3 separate regions of the Homo sapiens genome follow, and all the other regions are linked to region 3. The links are chromatin loops, found by intact Hi-C in ENCODE. Cell type or tissue: B cell. All regions are shown on one strand. Each heading gives the region's core, and the rest is flanking DNA. Links, peaks and the distances in the headings are about the cores only.

Region 1 (10,763 bases), core at 3,369-8,368, 100 kb before region 3:
CAGCAAAACCCACTGAACCCTAATAGACACATCCAGAACCCCCACCCAACAGCAAAACCCACTGAAACCTAATAGACACATCCAGAACCCCTACCCAACAGCAAAACCCAATGAAACCTAATAGACATATCCAGAACCCCCACCCAACAGCAAAAACCAGTGAAACCTAATAGACACATGCAGAACCCCCACCCAACAGCAAAACCCAATGAAACCTAATAGACACATCCAGAATCCCCACCCAACAGCAAAACCCACTGAACCCTAATAGACACATCCAGAACCCCCACCCAACAGCAAAACCCACTGAAACCTAATAGACACATCCAGAACCCCCACCCAACAGCAAAACCCAATGAAACCTAATAGACACATCCAGAACCCCCACCCAACAGCAAAAACCAGTGAAACCTAATAGACACATCCAGAACCCCCACCCAACAGCAAAACCCAGTGAAACCTAATAGACACATCCAGAACGCCCACCCAACAGCAAAACCCAGTGAAACCTAATAGACACATCCAGAACCCCCACCCAACAGCAAAACCCACTGAAACCTAATAGACACATCCAGAACCCCCACCCAACAGCAAAACCCAATGAAACCTAATAGACACATCCAGAACCCCCACCCAACAGCAAAACCCAATGAAACCTAATAGACACATCCAGAACCCCCACCCAACAGCAAAACCCACTGAAACCTAATAGACACATCCAGAACCCCCGCCCAACAGCAAAAACCAGTGAAACCTAATAGACACATGCAGAACCCCCACCCAACAGCAAAACCCACTGAAGCCAAATAGACACATCCAGAACCCCCACCCAATAGCAAAACCCAATGAAACCAAATAGACACATCCAGAACCCACACCCTACAGCAAAACCCAATGAAACCTAATAGACACATCCAGAACCCCAGCCCAACAACAAAACCCAGTGAAACCTAATAGACACATCCAGAACCCCCGCCCAACAGTAAAACCCAATGAAACCTAATAGACACATCCAGAACCCCCACCCAACAGCAAACCCCAATGAAACCTAATAGATACATCCAGAATCCCCACCCAACAACAAAACCCAATGAAACCTGATAGACACATCCAGAACTCCCACCCAACAGCAAAACCCAATGAAACCTGATAGACATATGCAGAACCCCCATCCAACAACAAAACCCACTGAAACCTGATAGACACATCCAGAACCCCCACCCAACATCAAAACCCACTGAAACCTAATAGATACATCCAGAATCCCCACCCAACATCAAAACCCACTGAAACCTAATAGACACATCCAGAACCCCCGCCCAACAGCAAAACCCACTGAAACCTAATAGACACATCCAGAATCCCCAAACAACAGCAAAACCCACTGAACCCTAATAGACACATCCAGAACCCCCACCCAACAGCAAAACCCACTGAAACCTAATAGACACATCCAGAACCCCCAACCAAGAGCAAAACCCAATGAAACCTGATAGACACATCCAGAACCCCTGCCCAACAAAACCCAATGAAACCTAATAGACACATGCAGAACCCCTGCCCAACAGCAAAACCCACTGAAACCTAATAGACACATCCAGAACCCCCACCCAACAGCAAAACCCAATGAAACATAATAGACACAAGCAGAACCCCCAACCAAGAGCAAAACCCAATGAAACCTGATAGACACATCCAGAACCCCTGCCCAACAAAACCCAATGAAACCTAATAGACACATGCAGAACCCCTGCCCAACAGCAAAACCCACTGAAACCTAATAGACACATCCAGAATCCCCACCCAACAAAACCCAATGAAACCTAATAGACACATGCAGAACCCCTGCCCAACAGCAAAACCCACTGAAACCTAATAGACACATCCAGAACCCCACCCAACAGCAAAACCCACTGAAACCTAACAGACATACTCAGAGCCCCCACCCAACAGCAAAACCCACTGACACCTAATAGACACATCCAGAACCCCCACCCAACAGCAAAACCCAATGAAACCTAATAGACACATCCAGAACCCCCACCCAACAGTAAAACCCACTGAAACCTAATAGACACATCCAGAACCCCCACCCAACAGCAAACCCAATGATACCTGATAGACACATCCAGAACCTCCGCCCAACAACAAAACCCAAGTGTGCACAGGACATGCTCCAGGATAGACCATATATTAGCCACAAGTTAGGCCTGAGTAGATTAAAAAGGATCGATATCTGTGATGGTTGACACTGAGTGTGAACTTGATTGAAGGATGCAGGGTGTTAATCCTGGGTGTGTCTGTGAGGGTGTTACCAAAGGAGATTAGCGTTTGAGTCAGTGGACTTGGGAAGGCAGACTCACTCTTAATCTGGTGGGCACAATCTAATCAACTGCCAGCAAATATAAGGCAAGCAGAGAAACATGAAAGGTTGAGACTGGCCTAGCCTCACAGCCTACATCTTTCTCTGTGCTGGATGCTTCCTGCCCTCGAACATCAGACTCCAAATTCTCCAGTTTTGGGACTCGAACTGGCTCTCCTTGCTCCTCAGCTTACAGATGGCCTATTGTGGGACCTTGTGATTGTGTAAGTTAATACTTAATAAACTCCCCTAATATAGCCTATTAGTTCTGTCCCTCTAAGAGAACCCTGACTAATACAGTATCATACAAAAGAATCTCTCTGACCATCACAGTATGAGGTTAGAAATCAGTACCAGAAGGAAAATTGAAAAATTTACAAAGTTATGGAAATTATTTTAAATAAGACTCTCTTAAACAACCAGTTGGTCAAAGAAGAAATTGCAAGGGAAATGAGAACATAATTAGAGATACATGAAAATAAAAACACAATATACCAAAATTTAGGGAATGCAGTAAAAGCAACACTCAGAGGGAAGCTGATAGCTATCAATGCCTATGTTAAAAAGAAGAGTACAAAGACTGGGAACCAACCCAAAAGCCCATCAGTTATAGACTGGATAAAGAAAATGTGGCTTGTGGCCGGGCACAGTGGCTCACGCCTGTAATCCCAGCACTTTGGGAGGCCGAGGCGGGTGGATCACGAGGTCAGGAGATCGAGATCATCCTGGCTAACACGGTGAAACCCCATCTCTACTAAAAATACAAAAAAAAAATTAGCTGGGCATGGTGGCGGGCACCTGTAATCTCAGGTACTTGGGAAGCTGAGGCAGAAGAATCACTTGAACCTGGGAGGTGGAGCTTGCAGTGAGCCAACATTGCGCCACTGCACTCCAGCCTGGGCGACAGAGCGAGACTCTGTCTCAAAAAAAAAAAAAAGAAAAGAAAAGAAAAAAAAAGAAAATGTGGCACATATACACCATGGAATACTATGCAGCCATAAAAAAGGATGAGTTCATGTCCTTTACAGGGACATGGATGAAGCTGGAAGCCATAATTCTCAGCAAACTAACACAGGAACAGAAAACCAAACACCGCATGTTCTCACTCATAAGTGAGAGTTGAACAGTGAGAACACATGGACACAGGGAGGGGAACATCACACAGCAGGGCCCATCGGGGGTGGGGAGCAAGGGGAGGGAGAGCATCAGGAGAAATACCTAATGCATGAGGGGCTTAAAACCTAGATGACGGGTTGATCGGTACAGCAAACCACCATGGCACATGTATAGCTATGTAACAAACCTGCACATTCTGCACATGTATCTCAGAACATAAAGTAAAATAAAAATAAAAATTTAAATTTAAAAAAAGAAACAATAACAACAACAAAAAAGAAGAATGATCTCAAATTAATAACCTAACTTACATCTTAAGGAACTAGAAAAAGAAGAGCAAACTAAACCCAAAGCTAGCAGAAGCAGGGAAATAATAATTAGCAGAAGCAAGAAAATAATAGAGAAGAGATAGAGAAAATACAGGCCAGGTGTGGTGGCTCATACCTGTAATTCCAGCACTTTGGGAAGCCAAGGTGGGAGGATCGCTTGAGCCCAAGGAGTTTGAGATCAGCCTAGCCAACATGGTGAAACAGGGTGTGGTGGCATGTGCCTATAGTCCCAGCTACTTGGGAGACTGGAGGTGGGAGGATCACTTGAGCCTGGGAGGTCGAGGCTGTAGTGAGCCATGATTGCACCACTGCACTGAGGCCTGGGTGACAGAGAGAGACCCTGTCTCAAAAAAAGAAAAAAAATAGAGGAAATTAATAAAACCAAAAGTTGATTTTTTAAAAAATATCAATACAATTGATAAACCTTTGCGTAGACTGACAAAGAACAAAAAGAGAAGACACAAATAAAAACCAGAAGTGAAACCAGATGTGAAAATGGCCTTATAGAAATAAAAAGGATTATTAGAGAATATGTCAACAATTGTATTCTAACAAATTAGATAACATAGGAGAAATGAACAAATTCCTTAAAACACACATTAACCTAAATGGACTCAAGAAAAAGTAAAAAATCCCAACAGACCTATAACATGTAAAGAGATTAAATCAGTGATTTGTTTTAAATTACTCATTAACCTTCCAGCACAGAAAAGTCCTGGGCCATATGGCTTCACAGGTTAGTTCAACTAAACATTTAAAGGAAAATTAATACCAGTTCTTCTCAAATGTTTCCAAATAGTTGAACAGGAGGAACACTTCCTAACTCATTCTATGCAGCCAGCATTACCCTAATACTGAAACAAGATAAAGACATTCATGGAAAAGAAAAGTACAGACCAATACCACTTACAAATACAGATGCAAAATCCTCAGCAAAATATTAGCAGATTGAATGCAACAGCATCTTAAAAGGATTGTTCATCTACTCATCATGACCAAGTTAAATTTATCTAGGAATGCAAGGATGGTTCAACATGAGAAAATCAATCAATGTAATACACCACATTAATAGAATTAAGGGAAAAAAATCCACATAATTATCTCAATTTACACAGAAAAAGTATTTGACAAAATCTAATACCTTCCATGATTTAAGAAAGAAAAGCTCAGAAAACTAAGAATGGAAACAAAATTTCTCAACATGATAAAGGGTATTATGAGAAACCCATAGCTGGGCAGGCATGGTGGCTCATGCCTGTAATCCCAGCACTTTGGGAAGCTGAGTTGGGATGAACACTTGAGCCGAGGAGTTCAAGACCAGACTGGGCAACATAGTGAAGGCTCGTCTCTCAACAAAAAAATATTTAAAAATTTGCTGGGCATGGCAGTACACACCTGTGGTCCCAGCTACTTGGGAGGCTGAGGTGGGAAGATCACTTGAGACCAAGAGGTGGAGGTAGCAATGAGCCAAGATTGTGCCATTGCACTCCAGCTGGGACTACGAGCAAGATTCTGTCTCCAAAAACAAAAACAAAACATGGCTGTGGGTGGTGGCTCATGCCTGTAATCCCAGCACTTTGGGAGGCTGAGGCAGGCGGATCACCTGAGGTCAGGAGTTCGAGACCAGCCTGACCAACATGGAGAAGCTCAGTCTCTACTAAAAATACAAAAAATTAGCCGGGTGTGGTGGTGCATGCCTGTAATCCCAGCTACTTGGGAGGCTGAGGCAGGAGAATCGCTTGAACTCAGGAGGCGGAGGTTGCAGTAAGCCGAGATCGCACCCATTGCACTCCAGCCTGGGCTACAAGAGTGAAACTCCGTCTCAAACACACACACACACACACACACAGAGCTAACATCATACTCAGTTGTGAAAGACTGAAAGCTTTTCCCCTAAGGTCAGGAACAAGGCTCTCACCACTACTATTCAACAGCATACTGGAAGTTGTACCAATGCTATAGACTATGGGCGGCAAGCCACCCAGGTGCCGAGGCAAGAGACCAAGGGCACGAGCTGTTCCAGTGTAATAAAATACATAAATAACAAAAGTTATACTAAATATAGATCATAGATATAATTATATATGAATATCATTAATCATTAGTTTGTAGCAATTACTCTTTATTCCAATATTATAATAATCCTTGCTCTACAATTACAACCTAGGAAAAACCAGGCCATACAGAGATAGGAGCTGAAGGGGCACGGTGAGAAGTGACCAGAAGAGTATGAGCCCTCTGTCACTCCCAGACAGGGCCACTAGAGGGCTCCTTGGTCTAGCGGTAACGCCAGCATCTGGGAAGATGCCCATTACCAAGCAGACCATGGTCTAGCTGTAGCATCAGTGCCAAGGAAAAGCACCCGCTACTTAGCAGACTGGGAAAGGGAGTCTCCCTTTTCCCAGGGGAGTTTAGAGAAGACTCTGTTCCACCACCTCTTGTGGAGGGCCTGACATCAGTTAGGCCCGCCCGCAGTTATCTGGAGGCCTAACCATCTCCCTGTGATGCTGTGCTTCAGCGGTCACGCTCCTGTTTCACTTTCATGTTCCACTCTGTACACCTGGCTCCGCCCTCTAGACAGCAGTAGCAAAATTAGTGAAAGTATTAAAGTCTTTGATCTTTCTAAAAAGAGCATAGAAAAAATAATGACCTAAGCTGTCCTCTCTCTCTCCGCTTTGGCTACCTAACAGGGAAGGGCCCCCTGTCCAGTGGACACATGACTCACATGACCTTATCAATCATTGGCGATGACACACTCTTTACTCTTTTGCTTTGTATCCAATAAATAACAGCACAGCCAGGCATTCGGGGCCACTACCGGTCTCCACGTCTTGGTGGTAGTGGTCCCCCGAGCCCAGCTGTCTTTTCTTCTATCTTTTTGTCTTGTGTCTTTATTTCTACAATCTCTTGTCTCCACACATGGGGAGAAAAACCCACAGACCCTGTAGGGCTGGCCCCTACATAGACAAAAAAAGAAATGAAAAACACCCAAATGGATGGGAAGTGGTAAAACGATCTCTATTTGAAGATGACATAATCCTACATATAGAAAATCCAAAAGAACCCACAAGAAGGTACAATAGCTCATAAACAAATTCAGCAAAGTTACAAGATCAACACATCAAGACCAACACGCAAAATTCATTTGTTTCTGTGCATCAGTATTGAACAATTCAAACAGGAAATTAAGTAAACAATGCCATTTACAACAAGATCTAAAAGAATTAAATACTCAGAAATAAGTCTAACCAAGGAGGTGAAAGACTCGTATGCTGAAAATAGAAAAGATTGCTAAAAGAAATTAAAGAACACCTAAATAAATGGAAAGACATCCCATATTCATGGATAGGAAGACTTAATATTGTTAAGATGTCAATACTACCCAAAGTGATCTACAGATTCAACACAATGCCTATCAAAATTCCAACAGCCCTGTTCAAAGAAATAAAAGTAGATTCTCAAGTGTATATGGAATTGCAAGGGACTCCCAACAGCTTAAATATGAGGAATTTAAGGCCTTTTAAACAACAGGAATATTTATTTAAGATCATGCCTAAGTCTTCTCAGGGAATCTTCTGGAGAGGGAACTTTCCAGGGACGCCTTGGATCCTCATGATGTTGGTGCTTGGTGTGGTCTGGGAGGGCCTAAGTGTTCTCAGGGAATCTTCTGGAGATGGAACTTTCCAGAGATGCCTTGGATCCTTCTTCTGGAGAAGGAACTTTCCAGGGATGCCTTGGATCCTTATGACGTTGGTTCTTCATGTGGTCTGGGAGGGCCTAAGTGTTCTCAGGGTATCTTCTGGAGATAGAACTTTCCAGAGATTCCTTGGATCCTCATGATGTTGGTGCTTGGTGTGGTCCAGGAGGTCACTAGAAGGGAAGTGGTCCTTCTATTCTCATCCTCTTGATTTTTAGATTATGTCTTGTCAACATTAACAGATGTGACTGAAAAGGCAACTTTACTCAGAATTCTGTGCAAATGTCACAGAAGCTATCACTTTATCGTGAAGGATGTAAATTCAGGGTTTTTCATTGTTGTTGGTGGTGGGGTGTGTGTGTGTGTGTGTATAGGTGTGTTTAGAATCAGGGTCTTGCTCTGTTGCCCGGGCTGGAGTGCTGTGATGCACTCTTAGCTCACTATAACTTTGAACTCCTGGGCTCAAGTGATCCTCCTACCTCAGCCTCCCTAGTAGCTAAGACTATAGGCATGCCCACTACACCAGGCTAATTTTTAAAATTTTTTTTTTAGAGGCAAGGTCTCGTTATGTTCCCCAGGCTGGTCTTGGACTCCTGGCCTCAAGTGATCCTCTATCTCAGCCTCCCAAAGTGCTGGAATTACAGGCATGAGCTATGATGCCTGGCTGCAAATTCAGTTTGATCCCAATGCAGTGTGTTGGGGAACAGAAGACTCAGAGGACTAATGAGGAGTCCAGTATGTAGGATATTGGACCCCCAGGCCCTTTATGGGCCACCATTCCATGTGTGCATAAAATGACAACTTACCATGTTGAAATGTTTTACCGTTACTGCCAAGTGAAGTCTTCACTTTTCAAGATCTCGAGGGAAAGGGACCGGATGTATTTATGTAGCAGGGAGTTCTGGGAAGCATTGGTCCTGGGAGCTATGGCAGGACCAGCAATGACACCACGTGGTGCTCTGTGAGGCCCTGAGGAGAATCCCCTGCTGGTGGGTGGGGGTGGGGGTCGGGGGCTGGGTCTCAGCTCAAGGCCTCCCATTATGCGCGTTCTCCACACGGAAACCTGGCCTCTGTGGTGCAGCTCCTCTGCACAGCTCAGATCTTCGGTGCCACGTCACGGGATCCACAGGTACCCCGGAACCCTGGCCGCAGCTGGACACCTTTAACCTTGGGTGTGGAGGCTTCCTGTGGAGTGGCCAGGTCATCACGCTCAGGGAAGCCTTCCACCACTGGCAGCAGTCTCTGGTCATGTCTGAGACCTGCTATGTCCTATAATTTCTTCTGGCCCCACATGGTCCCCTGTCTGGCAGTGCCCACGTCTTGGCCACCCTGATGCTGGTGGTTCTGGAACTTTCCAGAGGGTTCCAGCTGGTTCTGTTTTAAGGATAGAAACCATCAAAGAACAAAATTTCAGCAAATTGAGTTTTGAGATGGAGTCTTGCTAGGTTGCCAGGGCTCTGGGCTTAAGCGATCCTCCCACCTCAGCCTCCTGAGTAGCTGGGACTACAGGTGTGCACCACACACCCAGCTTAATTGTCTTTTATTAGTAATTCATGAACTGGGCAGCACCCAGCCTGCAAAACAGACAGGAGCTCCTTTGGGCATGGCAGCTGACCAGCCATGACAAGGCAGCTTCAGTAGCAAGGACCATCACAGCACAAGCAGCCCGGCTCTCCTGAGGCTATTTTCCTTGTATGGATTGACTTCCTGATTATGCCGGCTTGGGTTGACTGGGCCCCTTTTGATTGGTTGCCATGAATCTTCTGGTTTTTGGAAAACTGGCCCATTTGGGGATTTCTCGTGGTGTTTTTTGTTTGTTTGTTTGTTTGAGACAGGTTGTTGCTCTGTCACGCAGGCTTCAGGGCAATGGCTCAGTCATGGCTCACGGCAGCCTCCATCTCCTGGGCTCAATGGATCCTCCCACTCCAGCCTCCTGAGTAGCAGGGACCACAGGCGTGTGCCACCACCCTCAGCTAATTTTTTGATTTTTTGTAGAGATGAGATCTCACTGTGTTGTCCAGGCTGGTCTTGAGCTCAAGTGATCCTCCTGCTTTGGCCTCTCAAAGTGCTGGGATTACAGGTGTGAGCCACCATGCCTGGCCTCCTGTGGTTCTTTTTAAAGTTCCAGTTTGATTATGTGCCACGTAGCACGTTTTAGTTTGGTCTGTTGGGGTCTAGTGCAGGAGCTCAGCCCAAATTCAGCTCCCCAGACATTTTATTTAATAGAAGTGGGAGGGTTGGCTGGGCGTGGTGGCTCATGCCTGTAATCCCAGCACTTTGGGAGGCCAAGGCAGACAGATCACTTGAGGTCAGGAGTTCAAGACCAGCCTGGCCAACATGGTGAAACCCCGTCTCTACTAAAAATACAAAACTTAGCCATGTGTGGTGGTGCGTGCCTGTAGTCCCAGCTACTTGGGAGGCTGAGGTAGGAGAATCGCTTGAACTCAGGAGGCGGAGGTTGCAGTGAGCCGAGATCGTGCCATTGTGCTCCAGCCTGGGCAACAAGAGTGAAACTTTACCTCAAAAAAAAAGAAAAAAAACCCACAGATAAGCTCATTCTAAAGTTTGTATGGAAACGCAAAGGAACCAGGATAGCTAAAACAATTTGAAAAAGAATAAAATGGGCCAAGTCCAATGGTTCATGCCTGTAATCCCAGCACTTTGGGAGGCCAAGGTGAGAGGATTGCTTAAGGCCAGTAGTTTCAGACCAGCCTAGGCAACATAGTGACAGTCTGTCTCTACAAAAATAAATTTTAAAAAATTAGGCAGGCATGGTGGTCCACGCCTGTAGTCCTAGGTAGTTGGGAGGCTGAGATGGGAGGATCACTTAAGCCCAGGAGTTTGAGGCTGTGGTGAGCTATGATCGTGCCACTGCACTCCAGCCTGGGTGGCAGAGCAAGACCTTGTCTCTAAAAAATAAAAATAAGAGGCTGGGTGTGGTGGCTCATGCCTGTAATCCCAGCACTTTGAGAGGCCGAGGTGGGCAGATCACAAGGTCAAGAGATTGAGACCATCCTGGCCAACATGGTGAAATCCCGTCTCTACTAAAAATACAAAAAATTAGCTGGGCGTGGTGGTGCACGCCTGTAATCTCAGCTACTCAGGAGGCTGAGGCAGGAGAATTGTTTGAATCTGGGAGGCGGAGGTTGTAGTGAGCTGAGATCGCGCCACAGTACTCCAGCCTGGTGACAGAGTGAGACTCTGCCTAAAAAAAATAAATAAATAAATAGGTAAATAAATAAGAATAAAATGGGAGAAA
Region 2 (5,000 bases), core at 1-5,000, 180 kb before region 3:
CAGCTGAGACCCGAGGATCAGTTCTCCCAGCAGCTTCCCAGCCCGGCTGCCTCCTGGCCCTGGTGAAGGGACACCTGCTGTGCCTGCTTCCAAAGAAGAAGGTTCCTCAAAGAGAGCGATTTGAAGCCACACACATACGCAAAGGGCCCCAGCCTCCACTCACACCCCAGGGGGGCAGCAGGGGGCTTGGGAGGAAGCTGGGGCTGGGGGGCGGGGGCGGCTATGTCTCTGCAATCCTCACCCACCCAGGCTGCAGTGCCAAGGCTGCCCGTGGCCATTTCTGGAACACATTTTCCTCCCAGCAAGGGCCGGTGCTACCTGACCCCTCATGGCGACACGGGACCCTGACAGGCCTGTGAGCTGACGGGATGCCCACACAGCCTGCCCAGGGATCCAGTCACTTGGAGGTCAGGCCTGTGCTCCCTCATCCTTTGAGGACCGCAACAGCCTCACGACCCCACCTCACCCCAATCCTGTGGGTCCTTACTCTGCCCACAGCCTCACTGAGGTGGGGGCTGCCATGAGCTCTTAGAAGTGTCCCTGTGGCCACAGAGGCCTGGCATGGGTGGGGGGAGCCCAGTGCAGAGGCCACACAGAAAGGAAAAACCTGGTGGTGACCCCTGACCTAGCTCCCCAGGGGAGGCCCCTGCATCCCCAGGCTCCTGGGCCGGGTGCCAGTGAGGGAGGAGCCTACCCGGGAGCCGGGGCAGGGTGGCGCCACAGAGACCCCGCGAAGGCAGTTACCTGAGCAGAGCTCCACATCCAGCGTGTACTTGTGCGAGCCCAGCCCGTGGCTCCGCACAAACTCCTCGAGGTCGCTGTCCTCGTCCTCATCTGAGGGGTCACCTGTGGCTGTCTGGGATGGCTGTGCCCCGCCGCCCGCTCTGGGGTGGCCTGCAGAGGCAGGCAGGTCTCTACTGCAGCAGGGCTGCTCCCCGTCCCGGGGGTCAGGGGTGCCAGACCGGCAGGGGCCCACCTGGCCCGCGCAGGAGGAGCGAAGGGCATCGGACATGCCAGAAGCCATGCCAAGGGATTCCGTCTCCGGGTTCGGGTCAAAGTCAAAAGGCACCAGCAGCCTAAAGCAGCTCTCTACCTCCGTCAAGCAGGATTCAATTTCTCCAGACATTTCTGCCGGAAGATCAAGACACCTGTTTGCTGCGCTATGTGGAGCAAAAGCACCAGCCCACTCAAAACCACACTCAGAGGCCCACTCCCCGCAGGGTGTCACTTTTCAGCACCAGGTGGAATGCAGTGGTGCAATCACAGCTCACCCCAGCCTCGACCTTCCAGGCTCAGGTAGTGCAGCCGCCTCAGCCTCCTGATTAGCTGGGACTACAGACACGTGATGCCATGCTCAACTAACTTTTCTGTAGAAACAGGGTCCTGCTATGTTGCCCAGGCTGGCTTTAAACTCCTGGACTCAGGCGATCCGCCTGCCCTGGCCTCCCAAAGTGCCGGGATGACAGGCATGAGTCACCGCGCCCAGTCGTGTGCTGCACTTTTTAACCGCTTACTAGAGCACCCAGCTCAGCAGCTGGGCCTGCAAGGCAATCTCTGTGTACCTCTGGGTAGCAAGCACGAGTGCGCAGGGGAGGTCAGCCCACCTGCACTTCCCAGGACACGGCTGCACCTCTTCCCTAGGGCAACAAAACAGCCTCGTTCATGCCACACCTCCCGGGCCGGAGCAGCTTTCCTCCTGGCAGCCTCCTCATTGTCTGGGCACCCAGCTGCCTGCCTTGTGAGCTGCCCTGAGGCCTGCGTTTCCAGTGGCCTGTGGCAGGTCCCACACCTGGGACCACAGTCTGTCAGGAGAAGGATCTGGGGTACATGTAGTCTGAAGACACAGGGCCGTGCCTCCGCCCACATCAGGAGGTGTCTCAGGAGGGCCGTGGCACCCCCTCCTCACACTCTCGTGGTGCCCCTCACAAGAAAGGCTGACTGCCGAGAAGCAAACAGTGAAGTTTTGGGGAAGGGGCTGGCAAGGGCAAGACAGCCACAAAATAAACAGGTGGCAGGGCCTTCAGCCAGGCTGGGGCTCAGACCACTGCCCACAGGCACACCTGTGCCTGGCATCTCTGCCCAGAGGTCCGCGCAGCGAACGGGCGTGGATGAATGTGACCACCAGAGGGCGCGGGAGAGGCATGGACAGCCTGGGAGGCCTACGGCTAAGAACGCCTTCCGGCCCGACCTGAATCCTCTCCACCTAGCCTGTCTCAAAACCTGGGTTCCTTGCGGCTGGGGCCCTGGGACCAGGAGGATGAACTGCTGGACCACGGGCAACCCTCAGAGGCGTGGGCCCCTCCCTCCGTCCTGGACACTTGCCTTGCATCTCCCTCTCCGCCTGGCTGGCTCTTTCTTGATAAATTTTATCCAAGTGCTTCTGCTTCTCCTCTTCTCTCTTCCTTTCTGCCAGACTCCGAGCATTCGTGTCTTGAAAATCCACCTGAGCAATTGAAAATAAAGACTAGGGGACAGGCGCGGTGGCTCACGCCTGTAATCCCAGCACTTTGGGAGGCTGAGGCAGGCAGATCACGAGGTCAGGAGATCGAGACCATCCTGGCTAACACGGTGAAACCCCATCTCTACTAAAAATACAAAAAAAAAATTAGCCAGGCGAGGTGGCGGGCGCCTGTAGTCCCAGCTACTTGGGAGATTGAGGCAGGAGAATGGTGTGAACCCGGGAGGCGGAGCTTGCAGTGAGCCAAGATCGCACCACTGCACTCCAGCCTGGGCGACAGAGCGAGACTCTGTCTCAAAGAAAAAAAAAAAAAGAAAGAAAATAAAGACTAGGGCTGGCCCAGCACAGTGGCTCATGCCTGTCACCCCAGCACTTTGGGAGGCCGAAGCAGGTGGGTCACAAGGTCAGGAGATTGAGACCATCCTGGCTAACACGGTGAAATCCCATCTCTACTAAAAATACAAAAATTAGCCGGGCGTGGTGGGGGGTGCTTGTAGTCCCAGCTACTTGGGAGGCTGAGGCAGGAGAATGGCGTGAACCCGGGAGGTGGAGCTTGCAGTGAGCTGAGATCGCACCACTGCACTCCAACCTGGGCAACAAAGCAATACTCCATCTTAAAAACAAAAAATAGCCAGGTGTGGTGGCGTGTGCCTGTAGTCCCAGCTACTTGGGAGGCTGAGGCAGGAGGATCACTTGGACCAGGGAGGCGGAGGTTGCAGTGAGCCGAGATCGCGCCACTGCACTCTAGCCTGGGTGACAAACCAAGACCCTGTCTCAAAAACAACATCATCAACAACAACAACAAAAACTAGAGCTATCTATACAGAATGTGAGGAAGATAAAGCTCAAGTAGGCCTAACAAAAGACAGCACCCATGCGTGGCCAAGAGCCCTATGCGTCTGTAAGTTCACAGTAGTTTTTTTTTTTTTTTTTAAGAGACAACGGTCTTGCTGTGTTACCAAGGCTGGACTCAAACTCCCAGGACCAGGTGATCCACCAGCCTCGGCTTCCAGAGTCAGTGGGACTGTGGGTGTGCACCCTCACACCCAGGTGTTCACAGTGCATTACAACAAAACACAATGCACGTCTCTCTGCTGTCTGAGCCCGGGAAAGCCAGCACGTCTGCTAACTTAAAAGAGGTGACGAGACTTCTCACCCCAAGTACCTCACAGGTAGGAGAGCAGTGTGCTTGTTCCATTAGCAGGCAGAGGCTGCTGACTGGACCCAGGAGTCTGAAACAAACCCTGAGCATGAACCCTGGGAGACAGGGCACTCCAAGGGCACACAGGGAAGCCAGCAGGGCTGGGTCATTGCACTGGGGAGGACTGAGCCTTCGTGGCAGGTGGGGTAAGGGGCACGGTAGGGTCTGGGCAATGAGGCTGGGTTCAGGCCACAGTGGCAGATCCTGGTGGGTTTCATCATGCCAGGCACCAGCCCGAGCCCATAGTAGGGTGCGGGTGGAGCCTTAAAGTGCAAGGTTGGGACAGGTCCCAGAGTCCAGGGGCCACTGTCACAGAAAACGTTGCATCTGAAAAGTTGGATTTGGCTTTTCCTTTGTCTCCTACACGCACATAAAAAATGACACATGCAGCCTCAGCTCCACCCACACATAAAGCTTATGCTCTTCCTCTCAGAGCTGCGCCGCCCCTCTCAGGGAGGCCGTGACCCTAGATGCTGCCCTCTTTCCCACACCCCACAGATGGTCTGGCAGCCTGGGTGTTCAGGCAAGGCCAAGCAGGCCCCTGCTGTGCTAGGTTCAACAGGAGGCGCATCTTCACCCTGGTATCGTCTGCCCTCCTCACGTCAGGTAACCAGTCTCTGAAAAAATGGGCCAGGCCCACCTACCTTTTTGTTGTGTCTTAAGAAGTGGTAGCCCAAGGCAAGCTTCTTGTAGGCCTCCCCAAACTTCTCATTCCACCCTTCCACGGCCCGGGTGGTCGCCTGCCTCAGCCTCTGTGCCGCCTCCCTGGGGGGCGGCAGAGGCTGTGCGGGGTCTGTGCCCAGCGTGAGCTCCAGGAACTCCTGGAAGTTGGAAACAACCAGCATCCGGAACTGGTGAGACCTGACGAAGAGTTCCTCCACAATCTGGAAGGCTGAGAGACGGATCTCGGCGTGCTCCTGGGTCAGCTGTGCTATCAGCAGGCGGTAGGCGCGGCTCAGCTGCTCCTCTGAAGACCTGGGGATGCGAGCTGGCCTGACCCAACTGCCCCACACGCAGAGGATGGGCGGGGGGAGACTCTCCGTGCATGGATGCCGCACGCACGTGTGGCAGGGACCACCACTGCCTTCCCATCTTCATTCTCCCCTTTTCTAGAGCAGGGTCTGCAAACTACTGCCCAAGGGCCACATCTACCTCCCCAGCCCCTGCCTGTTTCTGTGTGGCCCACAAGCCAAGAATGTCAATACAAACAAAAAATACTTGGTGAAATGTGAAAATCATATACACTTCAAATGTCGGTGTTCATTCACAAAGTGTCATTGGAACGTCGCCCATCTATCCACCTACATCATCTACAGCTGTGTTCACAACTGAGGCATTACA
Region 3 (9,077 bases), core at 3,117-8,116:
AAGGTGTAGCACGCTGGCTCTAATTTCGAGAAGGTGAAAACAAGAGCCCCTCTGCCCCCACGCCCTGAGCTTTCCCGAAAGGCTTGGGGCAAAGAACTCCCCTCAGTGGCACCTAGGGAGGCACCAGGAAGGCGCTTGTTGGAACGGGAGAGAAACGGGGAGAGGGAGGAGGACAGGGGGGAGGGGAGGAGGGGAGGGGAGGAGGGGAGGGGAGGAGGGGAGGGGAGGGGAAGGGAGGGGACAGGGAGGGGAGGGGAGGGATAGGACAGACAGACAAAGAAAGGGGTGCGGCAGCACTGCCAGGGGAAGAGGGTGATCCGACCCGGGGAAGGTCGCTGGGCAGGGCGAGTTGGGAAAGCGGCAGCCCCCGCCGCCCCCGCAGCCCCTTCTCCTCCTTTCTCCCACGTCCTATCTGCCTCTCGCTGGAGGCCAGGCCGTGCAGCATCGAAGACAGGAGGAACTGGAGCCTCATTGGCCGGCCCGGGGCGCCGGCCTCGGGCTTAAATAGGAGCTCCGGGCTCTGGCTGGGACCCGACCGCTGCCGGCCGCGCTCCCGCTGCTCCTGCCGGGTGAGTACTGCGTGCCCCCGGGACACCCAGAGAGGGCCCGGGCCTCCTGCACTTTCCCCGCGGCCCAGAACCTTGTGGCACCTCCAGAGGGACCCCCAGGACTGGCTGCGACCGAGCTTTAAGGGTCTAGTCCCGGGGGCAGCCAGTCGGCCAAGGCCCCGGGTCCCTGCGACGGCGAAGGCATCCCGGAGGCCGCACCCAGACCGGCCCGGCAAGCTGCAGGGACTCGGACTGAAAACCTGCCCGTTACCCCTGGTCGCTCGCAGGCGCACGGGCGATCTAACCCCGCGCCGTCCATTCCGCTGATGGGGGTCTCGGAAGCACCGCAGGAGAGCTTTGCGGAGCAGGGAGGGGGTCGCGGGTGCTCGGGGCCGTCCTCAGAGCCCAAAGTGCCGCAGCCCTCTCGGCTTTCCACCCCGAGGCTGCCACGACGGTGCCAGCGCGCGGCTGCTCCCCTCTGTGCTCCCAGGTGATGGAAAACCCCAGCCCGGCCGCCGCCCTGGGCAAGGCCCTCTGCGCTCTCCTCCTGGCCACTCTCGGCGCCGCCGGCCAGCCTCTTGGGGGAGAGTCCATCTGTTCCGCCAGAGCCCTGGCCAAATACAGCATCACCTTCACGGGCAAGTGGAGCCAGACGGCCTTCCCCAAGCAGTACCCCCTGTTCCGCCCCCCTGCGCAGTGGTCTTCGCTGCTGGGTAAGTACAGCCCCCTCCTCGCCTCCTGCTCCACCAGGAGGGCTGCGGCGCCGGAGCCCCCCGCACAGCTGCACGGCGGCGCTTCCCAGTCTGGGGCGTGCTGACGTCGGGAGACTCTAACACCAGAATGTTTGCCGAGCGCCTGCGGTGTGCGGTTCCGGGGATGCGGTGGGGGCAGGGGGCGCTCACGGGGAGGGCGCAGGTGGGTCGCGGCAGGGGCAGCCACAGGGTGTCACGGTCCGACGTGACTGGGGGCCATGGTTCCCTGCGGGCGGCGGGGAGGGATTTCCTGGGGCGCCCCCTGGAATCCAAGCCCGACCGCAGTGTCTGACCATGGTCCGCGGCGCGGCCGGGTGGTCCTGCAGGGGCCGCGCATAGCTCCGACTACAGCATGTGGAGGAAGAACCAGTACGTCAGTAACGGGCTGCGCGACTTTGCGGAGCGCGGCGAGGCCTGGGCGCTGATGAAGGAGATCGAGGCGGCGGGGGAGGCGCTGCAGAGCGTGCACGCGGTGTTTTCGGCGCCCGCCGTCCCCAGCGGCACCGGGCAGACGTCGGCGGAGCTGGAGGTGCAGCGCAGGCACTCGCTGGTGAGCGCGGGGCCGGCCGGGGGCGGGGTCCGGGGGGCCGGGGCCAGGCGCGCTGAGCCGCTGTCGCCGCAGGTCTCGTTTGTGGTGCGCATCGTGCCCAGCCCCGACTGGTTCGTGGGCGTGGACAGCCTGGACCTGTGCGACGGGGACCGTTGGCGGGAACAGGCGGCGCTGGACCTGTACCCCTACGACGCCGGGACGGACAGCGGCTTCACCTTCTCCTCCCCCAACTTCGCCACCATCCCGCAGGACACGGTGACCGAGGTGAGTGGGCACCCCGCGTGCGCAAGGGCCGCTATGGCCCCCGCGGTGGGGACGGGGCTGGGGCCTGGCTGCACCCTCGCCTCCCAGCCCAGGACAGCCGCTTGCGGCTTTTGTGTGGAAGAGGCTCTGCTTCTAGCGCCAGCAGTGAGCAAGGGGGTGCAGCCCTCCCATACTCTCCCAACCCGGGGTCACAGCACCGCAGGGAGGACAGCGGGACGCGCGTCCCGAGGAGGCTGCCCCTTCCTGGCCTCGGTTTCCAGCCCGTGTTCCGTGGGATGGCTGAGAGGAGTACATGGGACCCTGTCCCCAACAGTGGTGCAGAGGGCACGCTGGACGCTGGGCAGTGGCCCCAGTGAGGCCATACGCATACCAGAAGGTGGGCTTCTCGGACCCCAGGCCAACCTCCTCTTCTTCCTCCCCAGATAACGTCCTCCTCTCCCAGCCACCCGGCCAACTCCTTCTACTACCCGCGGCTGAAGGCCCTGCCTCCCATCGCCAGGGTGACACTGGTGCGGCTGCGACAGAGCCCCAGGGCCTTCATCCCTCCCGCCCCAGTCCTGCCCAGCAGGGACAATGAGATTGTAGACAGCGCCTCAGGTAACGGACATACAGGTCACATGGGACACACAGCAGCCCCGAACCCTGCCACAGGGCGACCACCAAACCCGAACCTAAGGCTCTGAGAAATTCCAAGTAGGGATTCGTAGTGCGTACTGCAAGATGGTGCCTAGAAGATTTAGGATTCTGTTGATTCACACACTGAAGATGTGACTCTTGCACATTATTTGCAGTTGAAAGCATCTTACAGGGCCACAGCCCAGAGGAAAGAATGAAAGGAGGCTCCAGACAGTACCTGAGAGACTCTGTCCTGTCAGACACGCACCCACAGGTGACCTGTGTGTCACAGCTGACAAGGAAGCTTGCTAGGATGGCCCTGTGTGGCCACCGGGTGACAGCTATGCTGCAGGGCACCTGTGGGGGTCTCGGGACCCAGCCACCACACAGCTCGGGGCTCTGCTCACAGGCGCCTTGGCCTGGGGCGGGGCAGGTGCTGATGAGCATTCTCCTAGCTCTTCCAGGCACCTGCTGGACAGGGCAGGCTGGGAACGCTGGGGCCGAGTGGCAGTTCCCTCCCTACTCAGCTGGGTGGCAGCCACTGGCCTCACGGAGCGCCTGTGGTCTGGAGCGCATTGCTGGGTCGTGGGTCAGGGCCTGTTGGCTCTGGGTCTCTGGGTCTCACCTGATATGGGTGTGGGACAGTCAGTGTAGGCCCCAGACAACAGCGGACTTCAGACTTTCCCGAGGAGGAACTGGAGCCCACCAACCTGGCCATGGGCCCCGTCGTCCTCCACCCTCCATGTTGCTGGCTGGAGTTGAGGCAGGTACGGGGCCGCCCCACACCTGCCCCCCAAGCCATGTGGTAGGGACAGATGTCGTCTTGAGGAGCAGCAGTAATTACAAGCTTACTGTCAGCCGTCCCTGGAAGCAAGGGCCAGGTCAGGTCAGACAGGAGGCCGCCTGGCTGGCGGGAACCACTCCCCAGACAGAGACTGTGCCCAGTCCTGGGTCCCTCCTCATTTGGGATGAACTGGGCCTCCCTGTGCCAGCCTCGGTGCTGCCCCTGCCCAGTGCAGGCTTGGGCTCCTCACTCATTTGTCCACGCGGATGCCCCATTCCAAGCAGATGTCCCCGAGCCACTTACCCAACAGGCAGACGTGCCAGCACTGTTCGTGGTGTGCAACTGGTCTGGCGGGAAGAGCCCCTCGTGGGCAGAGGGTCCAGAGAGGTGCGGTTTGCCCCACATTTGGGGGCACTGGGCCACAGTGGGCAGGGGAGCACATGGCCAGTGCCCTGGGCTAGGAGAGGGATAAAGTCAGCTGTGGCCAAGCAGAAGCAGTATTGCAGGGGAAGGGTGGGGAGAGACTGTGCTATGAGCTCTGAGCAGGAGGCAGGACATGGAGAGAAGGGTGGGAGACGGACAGAGCCAGCTGTGCCAGCCGAGGGACCAGAGTGGGCAGTGGGGACGGAGCACAGACCACCGCCCACAAGGGTCTCTCCTGTGACTTCTGGCTTCCCGAGGGCAGAGGCTGGGATGGGCATGTGGCGGCTGGCACCCAGGAGGCTCCGCCAGGTCCACGCCAAGCCAGCCTGGCTCAGCTCTGGCTTCCTGCTCACACGCTGGATGCCTGTCCCCAGGCCTCCTGACAGGGCTCTGCAGCATTGGAGAGGCTTGTGGTGGGGCCCTCGCTGTAGAACAGGCACTGCCAGTGCTCACTGACTCCTCATTGCAGCCAGGGCAGGGGCGCTCCCACCACCTCGGTTTCAGTCAGGAAGCTGGGGGGTGCTGGGATCTGCCAGCAGCTCTGTGTGCTCCCCAGGTGGGCTGCCCGGGGCCCTGGCTCTCTGGCTTCTACACCAGTGCCCCTGCGAAGCCTCAGCGCCCAAGGTCTTTGCAAGCCCTGTTCCTGCATCTCTGGAGAGGGCTGCTCCAGGTGTGGGCCTGGCCAGGGCTTCCAGACCAGTCCAGGCACTGCACCTGCACATTGACCCCCTTCTCCACTCTCTCTCATCCTTCAGTAGCCACAAAGCTGGCAGCAGGGTACTCGCAGATTTGTGAGGAGAGCCGAGCCCTTGCTGACTGTCCTCCCGTGCACGGCAGAGTGAGGCGGGGCTCCTGGCCTCCTTAGGGGCTGCCCGCTCTGGGCCACACAGCCAGAGAAACACTGTCCATCTGGCTGGCTTGGCCTGTGGGGTGCAAAAGAGGTGTTTTCACTTTGCTTTGGAAACATGGAAATTACCAAGTGACTTAACCATAACACCAAATGATGATTTTTAAATTTATGAAAATTATGGAACCAGATGGGACACAGGGAAACGAGAACGATACTGAAAAGGTCTGAGTCCTGTGGGGGGTCCAGGTCCCGCAAGACAGCTAATCAGGTGCCCCTGTCTGTTATTCGGGTAAATGTAGCAGCTGGGTCCAGGCTCGGGCAGAGCAGCTTTCTACAGCAGGGGTGTCCGCCCTCTCCCGGGGTTCCCACGGGGTTCCCAGGGGCCCCTTACTCTGCCACGATGTGGGAGTTCCACCACCACAGGGACTTGAGCGGCAGCTCCGGCTCTTACGTAGAAACGCGCAACTCCAGTCCCTAGGTTGTGTCCGAGGTTGCTATGGTGCCATCCCATCTTGCCGCTCACTCTGCGACTGTGCGGAGAAACGCAAGTGCCCCCGAAGGGTGGGCGTGGCCTCTGATGAATGCACACGTTGGTGGGAGGTGGCTTCCGTTTGTACGAAGCGCCTCTTCACGCGAGCGTTCACCTCGGTCTCCCCTTTGCTTGGTCCAGTTCCAGAAACGCCGCTGGACTGCGAGGTCTCCCTGTGGTCGTCCTGGGGACTGTGCGGAGGCCACTGTGGGAGGCTCGGGACCAAGAGCAGGACTCGCTACGTCCGGGTCCAGCCCGCCAACAACGGGAGCCCCTGCCCCGAGCTCGAAGAAGAGGCTGAGTGCGTCCCTGATAACTGCGTCTAAGACCAGAGCCCCGCAGCCCCTGGGGCCCCCCGGAGCCATGGGGTGTCGGGGGCTCCTGTGCAGGCTCATGCTGCAGGCGGCCGAGGGCACAGGGGGTTTCGCGCTGCTCCTGACCGCGGTGAGGCCGCGCCGACCATCTCTGCACTGAAGGGCCCTCTGGTGGCCGGCACGGGCATTGGGAAACAGCCTCCTCCTTTCCCAACCTTGCTTCTTAGGGGCCCCCGTGTCCCGTCTGCTCTCAGCCTCCTCCTCCTGCAGGATAAAGTCATCCCCAAGGCTCCAGCTACTCTAAATTATGTCTCCTTATAAGTTATTGCTGCTCCAGGAGATTGTCCTTCATCGTCCAGGGGCCTGGCTCCCACGTGGTTGCAGATACCTCAGACCTGGTGCTCTAGGCTGTGCTGAGCCCACTCTCCCGAGGGCGCATCCAAGCGGGGGCCACTTGAGAAGTGAATAAATGGGGCGGTTTCGGAAGCGTCAGTGTTTCCATGTTATGGATCTCTCTGCGTTTGAATAAAGACTATCTCTGTTGCTCACAAATGTCCCTGGCTGTCCCCACACTTGTTCTGGGCCCCGTGCAGTGCAGGGACCCGTGGTGTGCGCTAATTGGGGACACACATTCAGAAGGCGCCTGGTGCTGCCGTCAGGGCCATGAGGCACGTGCTCTGTGTGTGTGTGGGAGGCAGGCCTGAGACCTACAGATCTCCCCACAACAGACGCCACCCCTGGCCCATACAGGATTTCAGAAGACACAGCAAATGGCATGTCAGATGCATCCACAAACCCGGCAGGCACGCGCCTGCCCACAGGACGATCAGAAGCTCAGACAAGGGGCACCTTGAGATCCGGACGAGGCCCCAGAAGCCCTCACTCTGCCCCCTCCTCTGTGGGAGCAGCTTGCATTGCTGCTGTTCATGGGGGGGCCACTGACCACCAAGACCCTCGCAGCCCATCAGGCCACCAGCAGACACCTCCTGAGACCTGAGCTCAGAGGCCCCAACCTCAAAGATGTCCTCAGGGGCTCACTGTAATCTGTCGTGGCCCTTTCTGCAGCAGGGGTCCCCAGGCCTCCCCACCAGTGCCACTCACCTGGTGGAACCCCAGGGCCCTCTCAGTGCCTGGGCGGGAGCTCTGTGTGGTTTGAGGATGGAGATGCTTGGGGGATGGCTGCTTCTTCAGTCCTCTCCCAGTGACTGGAAGGTGGGGGCTCACTTCTCTCACCGAGGCCTGGTAGACGACCCTTCCTCGTAACTGTCTAAGGCCCTCCAGCCCTGATGCTTCTAGAACCAGACCCCAGGCCCAGCTCCCACCACCCTGCACGCCATCCCCGCCCACCATCCTTGAAAACAATGAACTAAGCCCAAGCTCACGGGCGCATGAGCTCTGAGGTGACGTGGAGATCTGAAAAACCCCTGGCTTAAAGTTTTCTTAAGGTTCCTGGGACTGACAATGCCAGGAGGCCCCTGAAAGAATGGCCGTAAATCCTGTGTAGAGATCACACTGTGTACTTGGAACTCAAGAGGATCCCCAGGAACATGAACCCACAATCAGAACCCATAAAACGCACAGAACACCAGCCTTGATGCTCCTGAGTCAGAGCACATGGCAAACTCCACGGTCAGAGCCACCGGGCCGCTGGGGCTGGCATGACCAGGAGAAGATGCTGACCGAGTTAACCTCGCCAGGAGCTCTAAACTCAAAGACACCAGAGCAGCACAATGGGGTGGTGCATTGAAGCCTCGACAGACGGACACAACACTCCAGTCAAAGGGCAGAGACTGCAAGAGCAGACTCACAGAACCATGCGCTACTGTGGAGCCTGTGAAGTCCTGTAGGATCACTGAAAGGCTGGGGAAGGGGTTGTGGTGCAGACTCCTGCAGACACCTGGATCCACCTGCCCTCCCTCCTGGAGCATGGAGCTGGGGGTCCCTGGGGTAGGACAGGCGTCACTTTGGGGCCAGAACATTTACTGCCCAGGTGAGAGGCTATTGTGCTTTCCTGGCCTCAGGGACCCCAGGGCATGTGTTGACGTGGGTGCCATCACTGAAGTCTCTGGGGCCCCAGGGCATGTGTTGATGTGGGTGCCATCACAGAAGTCTCCAGGGCCCCAGGGCATGTGTTGACGTGGGTGCCATCACAGAAGTCTCTGGGGCCCCAGGGCATGTGTTGACGTGGGTGCCATCACAGAAGTCTCTGGGGCCCCCACGCCACTAGGACGGCCACTGTTGTGCTGAGGCATTGAGATTTGAAGGAGACCAATGGGGAACGCCATCCGGTAATGGAATGCTGTGTGAGGAATCCCACAGGGGCCGCCTGGCCGGAGGGTGGATCAGACAGGACCTATGTGGCTGCCCTCTCCTGAATGAGGTGGGGAGCACGGGAAGGCGCAGAGTGCAGAAACAGCACTGCATCAGTGGCCGCCATCTTGACAGCAGTGAGTAGTGGGTATAGACAGGAAAATGGAGAGGAGAAGCCCCTGCAATAGTCCCAAAAGAGAGAGGTTTGGGCCTCAGAGACACCCGTGGACATGGGAAGAAATGGATGAGTCTGGGTTTGTTTTGATGAAAACGCAACGTGAATACTTACAGACCTGCGTTTAACATGCCTCCCAGAGATACCCAAGCAGTTGACCCCATCCCAGTTTCAGGAAGGCCTTGTCCCAACTGGGTCAGCATGGGGAGCCAGGGGGGCAGTGAGCAAGTGAGGGCAAGTTCACACCTGAGGGACCCATTCGTGGTCTGTAGCCCCCTGCACACTGTGCTGCCACAGGTGGACGGGGGGCACCTGGGCCAGAAGGAGGGGCTCCACAACTACACTGAGACTGCATGCCCCTCATATTAGTGGGATGTGGATACGCTGGGCTCCAGGGTGCTGCTGGGCCTACAGGGTGAGGGTTGGTCCAGCCCACTGTGCTGAGAAGTGGTCGGCAGTCCACAGTGTCCGAGCCATAGGAGGATAATCATGGAATGGCCCACTGTGCTCAGCAACAACACACAGGCCATGGGGACTGGGGCTGAGGGGTCTGTGGCACTGGGGGAGGAAGACAAAGGGTAGAACATGGAGAAGCGATGGGCAGGGAGTTCCTGGCAAAGATGGTAGGCTGAGGAACTGAGCACTGACACCTAACTCCACTCCCACCATACTCCATTGGAGCTGTAGAAGAGGGTGTGTGGATGGCACAATCCAGACGCCTACCTTGGCACTCTCAGGGGACACCCTCCACCCACAGAATGGCGAAACGGGATGGATACAGCTCTGAGACACTGCCCCTTTCATAAGATGCAGGGAGGACTCCACTTTCTACCCCCACTTCTAAAAATAAGTAAACACACACATTGAGGCTGGAGCAAGGAGGTGGTGTCAGGCCAAAGAAACAAGCTCATGAGCAGCTGGGAGAGACAGGGCTCCTGAGGGCTGCTGTGAGCTTGGCTAGCA

What was found. A loop is a pair of places that touch in the nucleus more often than their neighbours do. Peaks named below come from ENCODE experiments on the same cell type or tissue, not always from the same donor. Only the 100,000 strongest peaks of a DNase experiment are listed, where the experiment ranks them.
Region 1: a loop joins it to region 3, with 17 times the contacts of the local background. A loop is called at or near these places in 62 of 110 quality-filtered maps.
Region 2: a loop joins it to region 3, with 14 times the contacts of the local background. A loop is called at or near these places in 48 of 110 quality-filtered maps.

The regions. Positions count from the first base shown.
Region 1 is chr4:1,263,455-1,274,217 of GRCh38, reverse strand. No RefSeq gene overlaps it. Among named protein-coding and RNA genes, the nearest start is that of CTBP1-DT, 19 kb to the right of the region's middle. RefSeq lists an enhancer at 6,260-6,389. In B cell, for the core only: CTCF peaks have their summits at 5,867 and 6,068 (motif pointing right); DNase peaks (open chromatin) are centred at 4,285, 6,087 and 6,377; H3K4me3 peaks cover 848 bases; H3K27ac peaks cover 3,379 bases.
Region 2 is chr4:1,349,158-1,354,157 of GRCh38, reverse strand. It overlaps UVSSA (UV stimulated scaffold protein A), which reads right to left. Exons shown (of 14, transcript NM_020894.4): 3 at 4,304-4,634; 4 at 2,323-2,443; 5 at 745-1,128. Among named protein-coding and RNA genes, the nearest start is that of UVSSA, 4.4 kb to the right of the region's middle. RefSeq lists a silencer at 3,039-3,207. In B cell, for the core only: CTCF peaks have their summits at 1,913 and 2,113 (motif pointing right); DNase peaks (open chromatin) are centred at 1,662 and 2,137.
Region 3 is chr4:1,164,036-1,173,112 of GRCh38, reverse strand. It overlaps SPON2 (spondin 2), which reads left to right and starts at 530. Exons shown (of 6, transcript NM_012445.4): 1 at 530-569; 2 at 1,039-1,261; 3 at 1,627-1,850; 4 at 1,923-2,114; 5 at 2,537-2,711; 6 at 5,457-6,181. The coding sequence starts at 1,042. The coding sequence ends at 5,641. The region is part of intron 1 of LOC124900647 (nascent polypeptide-associated complex subunit alpha, muscle-specific form-like); the gene reads right to left. RefSeq lists enhancers at 1-634, 635-1,350, 5,803-6,052 and a silencer at 5,693-5,976. In B cell, for the core only: CTCF peaks have their summits at 5,559 and 5,763 (motif pointing left); DNase peaks (open chromatin) are centred at 3,856, 4,472, 5,342, 5,762 and 1 weaker place; H3K4me3 peaks cover 1,333 bases; H3K27ac peaks cover 1,046 bases.